Regions from separate parts of the Homo sapiens genome. Here region 2 is linked to region 1. The links are chromatin contacts, found by Hi-C or POLR2A ChIA-PET in ENCODE. All regions are on one chromosome and are shown on one strand. Each heading gives the region's core, a stretch centred on a gene start or an enhancer-like site at or near the end of the contact. The rest is flanking DNA. Distances are from core to core; before and after follow the strand shown.

The links. A loop is a pair of places that touch in the nucleus more often than their neighbours do. ChIA-PET counts read pairs that join two places held with the same protein, here RNA polymerase II (POLR2A). Pooled maps may share reads with other maps.
Region 2: a loop to region 1 is called in a map of Caco-2, with 2.6 times the contacts of the local background. The contact joins two enhancer-like sites. A Hi-C loop is called at or near these places in 1 of 168 maps with a recorded cell type or tissue (Caco-2) and 1 of 50 pooled maps. POLR2A ChIA-PET finds 5 or more read pairs at or near these places in 2 of 52 experiments (GM12878 and OCI-LY7).

What each region holds. Positions count from the first base shown.
Region 1 is chr13:109,145,422-109,149,977 of GRCh38, reverse strand. All of the region lies in intron 32 of MYO16 (myosin XVI), which reads right to left. It overlaps LOC105370356 (a long non-coding RNA gene), which reads left to right. Exons shown (of 5, transcript XR_931717.3): 2 at 1-210; 3 at 833-930; 4 at 1,217-1,396; 5 at 2,809-3,021. Among named protein-coding and RNA genes, the nearest start is that of MYO16-AS1, 20 kb to the left of the region's middle. Within about 2 kb of position 2,602, at least 4 of the 41 ENCODE cell types and tissues checked have a DNase peak (open chromatin) inside an H3K27ac peak, as active enhancers do.
Region 2 is chr13:109,307,331-109,311,886 of GRCh38, reverse strand. No RefSeq gene overlaps it. Among named protein-coding and RNA genes, the nearest start is that of LINC00370, 28 kb to the right of the region's middle. Within about 2 kb of position 1,791, at least 2 of the 41 ENCODE cell types and tissues checked have a DNase peak (open chromatin) inside an H3K27ac peak, as active enhancers do.

The DNA of each region.
Region 1 (4,556 bases), core at 1,353-3,852:
AAAAATATGCTGGGCTACTCTGCAAGTGAGTACAATTTCAGTGTGAATTTCTTTTCAGTAATTAGGAACTCAGTCCCAAGTAAAACTTTAAAGAGGCCAAGAAAAAGAGAAACGGAAAGTGAGGAGACACGAGTTTTGGATGTGAGGAATAATCCTAGTCTATCACGTGTGCTGTGCATCCCTGGTACTGCAGAAGGTATTTTATGGCAGGTGGGTAGAAAGGATTTTCCAGGAAAGGGGAGAAAAAGAGGAGGAGAAGGCAGGGGGCACACGAAGAACATGCTCTGTTTCAAAAGTGATGTCTGGTGGGACATTGACAATGGGCAAAACAGTTTTATCTGTCCGCCTCCCACATGTTTTCCTGGCAATGAGTTTGTGTTTAACTTCAGAGGGGAATTCCTTTCTCAAACAGAGACCTTGTATCATTATTTTAATTTTATTGTTTTCAGAGACTATGAAGGGCATAATAGAAAGAATCCAGGGTTTGGAGAAAGGAGATGTGTTTGATTCCTGACTTTGAGACTGATTAGTTTTTGTGATTATGGGAAAATCACTTAATCCCTCAAAGTCTCAGATTGCTCATTAATAAATAGGGATGGTAACACCTGCTTTACCCGCCTCACTGAGACGCAAGGGTCCAGGGGGAGAAAGGAGACGTCAATGTGCTTGGTCAACAGGAGAGAGCCACTTACAAATAGCTGTTTATATTATGACCAGGATGCCATTAACACGTCACAGTGTATATCTGAGTATTTCCCATTATACGTATGCACCTAGAAGCGCTGCTATGGTTTTTGTTCATTTTCTTCCTCTGGCTCTTTGCACTTTGTAGGAAAGATCCTAAGAGTTAATGCTGAATTCCTATGTGACAGAAGAGAAACAATGGAGATAATTCAGAGCCTTGTCATCAAGCTAACAAGGAGCTTCCAGGTACAAAGCCTATCAGGCTCTGATTCCATGCAAGGAAAGTCATTTTCTCCTCCTTCTTCCTCAAAAATGCATGGCTATATTCTAAAGGAACCACACACCCTGAAGTTTCATGTCTCAACCTATATTCATCCATTGGCCTGCAGTGTCTATTACCCTGACTTCTGCACCTAGAGAGCTCCATCCACCCATCATCCGCCTCTAACATTCCTCTTGCCCTTCTGCCAGCTCTGGTTGCAAGGCCCTCAGATTCTCTCAGGCATTTACCTCTTTCTTCTTCTGGCTGCAGAAAATGCCGTGTGTGCACATCTCCTGCAGCGGCTCCTCACTTTTCCCACGTCACTGACATTTTGGGAGGATCCGATAAAGCTTATGAAGCCTCTGCCCAAACAAGTGGCATGTATACCATGGGGGCTCATGGGCCACTTGGAGCTCAACTACGAATCCACGAGTGGTTTATGGCCCTCAGGTTAGAAATTCTCTCCTCTTTGGAATTTCTTTCACTGAAAGTGGATGCACCTTCTGTCTCTTATATGGTCTGTGAGAGGGCAGAGGCAATGCCAGATTTGTTTATCAGTGTTTTGGATTTCCAGTAGCAATCCCTGTGCTTACATTAAGTACATGCTTATTGGATGACTGTAAGGGAATTAGCTCCACAAGTTAGTGCAAGTCTGGTTTATAGGCCTCCTGCTTGCACAATTTCCCTGTATGAATTATTGGGCATTTATATAGAGAAAGCGCTACAAGTTGTGAGAAAAATGTCACAAACATTCACAACAAATCCTTAGGCATTAAAAATATATATTTCTAATTAATATAGGGAACAAAGAGCTTTGTGCTCTTAACATAGATAAATTTGGTTACTGATACATTTATTAACATTGAAAGTTCATTTCGAAGTGTAGATGAACACAGTATTATTTCTACTAGACATTTAGGGGATTAAAAACAATGAAATATATAGCTGCAAGTCTCAGGCACAAGCACTCTTGGCTACTACAGAGAGGCAAAGAAATTAGAAAAAAAATCCTTTTCTTCCAAAGAGACATATTCTCTTCTTGTCAAGCCCAGGTCTATTAACATGGCAAAGGAAGAAACTTCACACAGCTCCTGCTTGCTTAATGTCCACTTAGTGATAAATGGAGACCCCCCTTCTCTGGGGGTGTTAATCTAGTTTCCCCAAAGGACTTACTCGTTTGGAAAATGAGGAAAATTATGCATTGATTTAAAATGGTTCTGGAATGCAGAGGAGCGCCCCACTTTGTATGAGACAAGAATTCAGACAGTCACAGATCATCAGCAGAAGAGCACCTCAGTAAATTATCTTCCACACTTTTTCTAATTTTCATGAGCACTCCCACCCCCAACTCCCCACACACAAATAAATCACTGTGGGGAGAAATCATCAAGGGGAGTGAAAAAGATTTAACTGCTTCAGACAGGATAAAACACTACAAGACCCGCACATAGGCAAGAAGCCTGGGGGATGCTAAGCTCTGCATCCCATTATGGGATGTCAAGATTTGCATAAGGCAGACTAATGTCTCATACTTCAGTCTCGTTTCGATGTGTCAGAGAATAAATGACGATAATGTTGGAACTTCTGTTTCAAACATCAGGAGCAGAGAATAGCAATTTGCACACACCGTCCTGGAGCACATCCCAGGTTTCCATGAGTAATTCAGGGGCATTTGAGTCATTGTAAAGCATCCTGCATCTTGTCGCTAAACAATGAATGGGTAACTGCACTTGATTTGGCATAGAAACATCTGAAACCCATATGATATTGACTTAGGATGCAATTGCGTGTCTTTGAATTTTGATCTTTCATAGTTAGTTCTACCTGATATAATATTTAGAATCTTTTTTTTTTTTCTGTAGTAGAAGGGGCTGTCTGCAAGTGTTCCCTTGGAGAAATTTGCAGAGTCACATTGCTTGGTGGAATGCTAGCCCAAGAATTATTTTGTTTGTGTCGTGAAAAATGACGCCCTGGCTTCGAGAATCAGGCTTTTGTCATGAATAGCAGCTTCATGCTCGTGAAGACTGAAATGGATTGATTGGTTTGAGTACTTATTAAAATGCCTTAAGAATAAATGTTTTTTTCTTCTTAAAGAACATCTATGATAAAATATTTATAAATATTTAAATATATATTATTTAAATGGTTTGACATTGGTTTTCTTTTTTCTCTTTCTTTTTTTCTTTCTCTTTTTCTCTTTCTCTCTTTCTTTCTTTCTCTCTTCTTTCTTTCTTTCTGGGCAGTGTATTGCTCTGTGGTCTAACCTGGAGTGTAGTGGAGCAACCACGGCCACTGTAGCCTCCACTTCCCAGGCTCAAGCGATCTGCCCACCTCAGCCTCTCAAGTAGCTGGGACCGCAGGCACATGCCACCATGCCTGGCTATTTTATTATCATTATTGTTTTTTTTGTAGAGACAAGGCCTGGTTAGCTACTTTGCCAGGGCTAGTCCTGAACACCTGGGCTCAAGCGATCCTTCCACCTCAACCTCCCAAAGGGCTTGGATTATAGGCATGAACCACCATGCCTGGCTGATTTGACATTGGGATGCACTTAAAAATGATCCAGTGCCAGAGGAGGGAAATGGGCAGGAGTAGAGATGAAATAGGATGGGCCACAGAGAAGGTTCATTAATCTATTCTTTATACTTTTGTCTATGTTTGAAATTTTCCATAAGGAAAACTTGAAAAACAATTATTTTGTAAACAAATGGCCCTATGGAATAAAAGTATATTGTAAAAAAATTGTTTATAAAATACTCTCACTCCAAACTCATAATGTTCTTATTCAGAATATTTATGTAATCAAATAAAATATTTGAAATTAATAGTGACTTCCATTTAGCTTATGTGATCCTTATTAAGTAAAAATGCCACAAGAGCTAGTTCTATCAAATAGATTTGTATGTCAAACTGCTCTTTTATAGGTAAATTTTACCTCAAACAACTATTTAATAGCCACCTACTATATGCAAAGAAATACTGTACATTACAGCTTTTTTGTTGACATCATTTTTAGTACCTGTTTATAACTTATAAGCTAAGGATGCACTGTATCAGAATGTAATAAAACTGAATTTTTAAAAAATATTTTGAGTCTGATTTTCGTTAATTCGGCCTGGCTGTCTTCCACTTTCTTCTCCAGATTTCTGAGATGTACTGCATTTTTTGTCAAGACCCTGTCTTCCTGATCTTTTTCAGTGAGTAGAGAATAACATGCTCATGTGATTTCACTTTATTCTGGATAAACTCAACCAGACGCTGAGATGCCATTCAGAGCAATGGAGCACCCTAGTGGCCTAAAGGAGCCAAGGACTCTCATTCACCATTTGAATCGGGTCTCATAGTTTTTGAAACCAAGCAACTAGAAATAATTAGCATAATAATATTAGCCACATCATCACATGAGATGGAAAAAAATGTTGTGAATTAATGGGATCTTTATGTCTAGAATGGAACAGACAATTAAACATTTAGTCAATATTAATTTTAAGGGCCAAGTAGCCTAGACACTGTATCCCAGAATTATACATACCCATCATCAGTATAAAGTTCATTTGGCATTCTTGAGTTTATGGGAAAATTCTCTTCAACTAAACTCTTATGACTATTA
Region 2 (4,556 bases), core at 542-3,041, 160 kb before region 1:
GTACACCTCCCAGACGGGGTGGCGGTAGGGCAGAGGGGCTCCTCACTTCCCAGACGGGGCGGCCGGGCGGGGGCTGCCCCCCACCTCCCTCCCGGATGGGGCAGCTGGCCGGGCGAGGGCTGCCCCCCACCTCCTGGACGGGGCGGCTGCCGGGCGGAGACGCTCCTCACTTCCCAGACGATGGGTGACCAGGCAGAGACGCTCCTCACTTCCCAGACGGGGTGGCTGCTGGGCGGAGGGGCTCCTCACTTCTGGGACAGGGTGGCCGGGCAGAGACACTCCTCACCTCCCAGACGGGGTGGCAGTTGGGCAGAGGCACTCCTCACATCCCAGACGGGGCGGCCGGGCAGAGGCACTCCTCACATCCCAGACGGGGTGGCGGGGCAGAGGTGCTCCCCACATCTCAGACGATGGGCAGCCGGGCAGAGACGCTCCTCACTTCCTAGACGGGATGGCGGCCGGGAAGAGGTGCTCCTCACTTCCCAGACTGGGCGGCCGGGCAGAGGGGCTCCTCACGTCCCAGACGATGGGCGGCCAGGCAGAGACGCTCCTCACTTCCCAGACGGGATGGCGGCCGGGCAGAGGCTGCAATCTGGGCACTTTGGGAGGCCAAGGCAGGCGGCTGGGAGGTGGAGGTTTTAGCGAGCCGAGATCACGCCACTGCACTCCAGCCTGGGCAACATTGAGCACTGAGTGAGCGAGACTCCGTCTGCAATCCCGGCACCTCGGGAGGCCCAGGCGGGCAGATCACTTGCGGTCAGGAGCTGGAGACCAGCCCGACCAACATGGGGAAACCCCGTCTCCACCAAAAAAATACAAAAACCAGTCAGGCGTGGCGGCGTGTGCCTGCAATCCCAGGCACTCGGCAGGCTGAGGCAGGAGAATCAGGCAGGGAGGTTGCAGTGAGCCGAGATGGCGGCAGTACAGTCCAGCCTCAGCTGGGCATCAGAGGGAGACCGTGGAAAGTGGGAGACGAGGGAGAGGGCGGGGGAGAGGGAGGGGGAGGGGGCAATTCTTGAAGGAGAGTCTCCAGGCAGACTTAAAAAGTAACATCTGACTCTCAAAAAGATGCAATCATCTGTCTCCTGGAGTTTGAATTATAATGATGAAAGACAAATAATTACAGTTCAGGGTAGAAGTATGGTCACAGATGCATTCAGTGCATGAGGAGGGTGACAGGGCCATGAAATGTCCCAAGAGGGGCAGCCTGTCTGATCCATGGAACATCCCAGGAGACTTCTTGGTGCAGGAGGCATTTGACCTGTTACATATTCTCTCAGGACTTTTATGTTTGTGATTGTTTTGAGAAGTAAAATGTAAGCTATTTGTAAAGGGCAGGACAGGCCTTGCAGACTGTATGTCCTCAAATAATGGTTGTCATTATTAATTAAATATTCTTTAAACCGTTGGGGACACTTTTGGTACTAAGGTGAAAAATTTCCCACACTTCATCCTGAATATGATCCAGGGCTTTACTGTAACATGGAATCAGGCCTATTTGTACTTAGTTTGCTCTCAGCAGCCTTGTGTTGTGAGGAGGGGAGGTTTGCTTAATGAGAGAGGTGTGTACAGTTTGGGCTGGCGGTTAAACATACCCTGCAGTGGTGCTCATTCCAAAGTTAACAATTATCTTAACACAATATTTACCTTATCAGAGGAAGTTGCGCTGTTTGCCTGTTCCTTCAGTGAGATCTCCTACTGAGCTGAATTCAAAACAGTTAAGATAAACGTTAGCTCTTTAGAGCACACCGCTAGGGCTGGAAAATGATGGGAACCAAGGTCGTCTCGTGCAGCGTTTTGGATCTGTACAATGACGTCATCTCACCAAGGTCCTTCAGCTGTGAGTCTGATTGATCGTTCTGCATAGGTTGCTAACTACACCTGCACACTTTCTTCCAAATTATGCTAGGCAATATGGCAAAGCCAATTATTTTCTTCCGCTAAGAACAAATTAAATTTTCTGACAATATTACCAAGTAGTGACTGTATTAAGTATAGTTATTGATCATATTGTGCAAGTATTTGCCCAACTGCTGCTTAATTTAGCACAATGTAAACACAGCTCTACAACATGGGGCATGTGGTAGATAATAACACAGGTTTGACACTACCAGAAAAAGTGATTGACCAAAACACAGACAGCCACAGTTGTGTCTTTAATGTTGTCCGGATAAGCAGGGTTTTATAGCTGTCATACTAAAGCAACTAGGACCTCTAGCTTTTCACCTAAAACTTATAAATTATTTTAAAACGAAGGAGGCCAATCATCAAATTGCTGCCATCTTTTCCTAAAATGGTGTCTTTTTCTAAAATGAGATACTTTATTTGGATGCAATATGCTGAATTACAGACTGGAAATCTTAGGTAGATCTACAACCTGTCAGACTCCTCACTGGCCCCCAGGAAAGAGGGTGCCCCCCTCCCTCAGTGAGGGCCTGGTCATGGAGAACTCAAGAAAAATATGATGGCGTCATGCTTCTCTAATAGAACTTATAACCTGAACAAGAAGATTTGTGGGCAAGAAGTAATTAGAGAATAATACAATTTAGTAGTCAAGTACTTAACTGAGTATAAATATGACCAGATTTATGAAAGGAGGAGTTTAATGAGTGTTGAATAAAATAATAGCCTTTTTGAAAAAAAACCATAAAAATTGAATTGGATTTGAAATACTTTTATTCTGTATCTATATGGGTAGCTCTGCCAAAATTATTTATGTACAAAATGCAACTGAATATAACATATAAAACAGTATCATGCAAGGTATTCCATTATAGACGCACATAAATACACACACACACACACACCACCACCACCACGTGCTTCACTACTAAACTATTTTAGTTCTCAAAAAATGCTCTGTTGCTTCAGAGTTTTGTTATACCGATCCTCAACCTTGACAACACAGACAAATCATTGAGAGCTTTAACAATTACCAACGTGGGCAGGTGCAGTGGCTCACACCTCTAATCCAAGCACTTTGGGAGGCTGAGGTGGGCGGACCATGAGGTCAGGAGATCAAGACCATCCTGGCTAACATGGTGAAACCCCATCTCTACTAAAAATACATAAAAAGTTAGCTGGTGTGGTGGCACATTCCTGTAGTCCCAGCTACTTGGGAGACTGAAGGAGGAGAATCACTTGAACCCAGGAGGCAGAGGTTGCAGTGAACTGAGATCACGCCACTGCTCTCCAGCTTGGACAACAGAGTGAGACTCTGTCTCAAAGAAAAAAAAATTACCAATGTGTAAAGTAATCAGTCTTAGATTTTGATGGCAGGGCTCAGGGTCTACATTTTTAGGGCTTCCCATGTGATCCTAAGGTGCAGTCAGGCTTGAAACCGATCATTTTGGATAAGCACATGCTCTGCTCTGTCCCTGAAATTCCGTCCCCACAATTTTTGTCTTTTATAGCCCCGGTTAATCCTACAAAACCCAACACAGGGTTAACCTTTGCAATAAAGGCTCTGCTCCCCCCGCCTCCCAAGCTGCTGGTGAAGGGGGTCACTCTTCCCCCTGCATCTTGAGCTGGAGAAGGCAATACAGCATTCAGCTGCCACACCATTACCTCCCAACCAGAATAGGTGACATCCTGAAGAACTTTCTGTGCAAGACCTGGGAAAACCCAGAGGCATAGTTTGTCCTCCCAAGTCTCCCAAAGGAAGCAACCTTCGGCATCACTCCCCTGCCTGCCTGCCTTCCCATCTCTGTCCTGTTCTCTCCCTGCCTCACAAGACCCCATGGAAACATGCCCTTAATAAATCAAGTGCATCCAAATCATAGACTCAGGGTCCACCCTGCAAAATCCTGCCCTGCGACATGCAATCATGATAAATACTAGTTATTTCAGGGTATGCTGGAGACAGCTTTGACCAGCTCACAAAAGCTAGTTGTGCACATCATGTCTTAACCCTCTTCAGTGAGGGGTATCATCTTGGTAGCTGGAAAACAGCCATGATGTGATCAGTTACACCATAGAAATTGGCGACTGCTGCTAATCAGGGCTTCTTTATTTTCCTGGACAGCTGTTTGCCAAACATTTATCAACACACCACGGGTTATTGCTATGAATTTATTACCAAGGAATAACCAAATAAATAAAGCACATTTGAACTTGGCTTCCCCAACTTTTTCTTGCCCTTTTCTCTTTTTGATAAATAACCATCTTGCTGTACATCAAATTCTTGAAGCGTTCCTGCTTTCCAAGCTTGTTCGTTTCACTTTCCTTGTAGATTCTATTTCTCCATCTCCTGCACATCCATTAACGTCTCTGGGCTCTGGAATCTAGCCTCTGTTCATCCACGTTGCTCCTCAGGAAAGAAAAACAGTATTAGTTTAACACTCCAGAGTATCTAGAACTAAGTTATGCTTTGAGGAGGTCTGAGCAGTTGATGAGCAGTTCAGGCTGTGAAGGAGCTTGCAGGTGTTCCCAGGGCCGCTTGGGCAGTGCCTCCCACACTGCCCATGGGAGTCTGTAGAGCACCAGAGGACAATGAGGGAGTCCTGAAAGGCCCCACTCCCCGCCGGCCCAGTGCAAACATTTCAACCAGCACGACA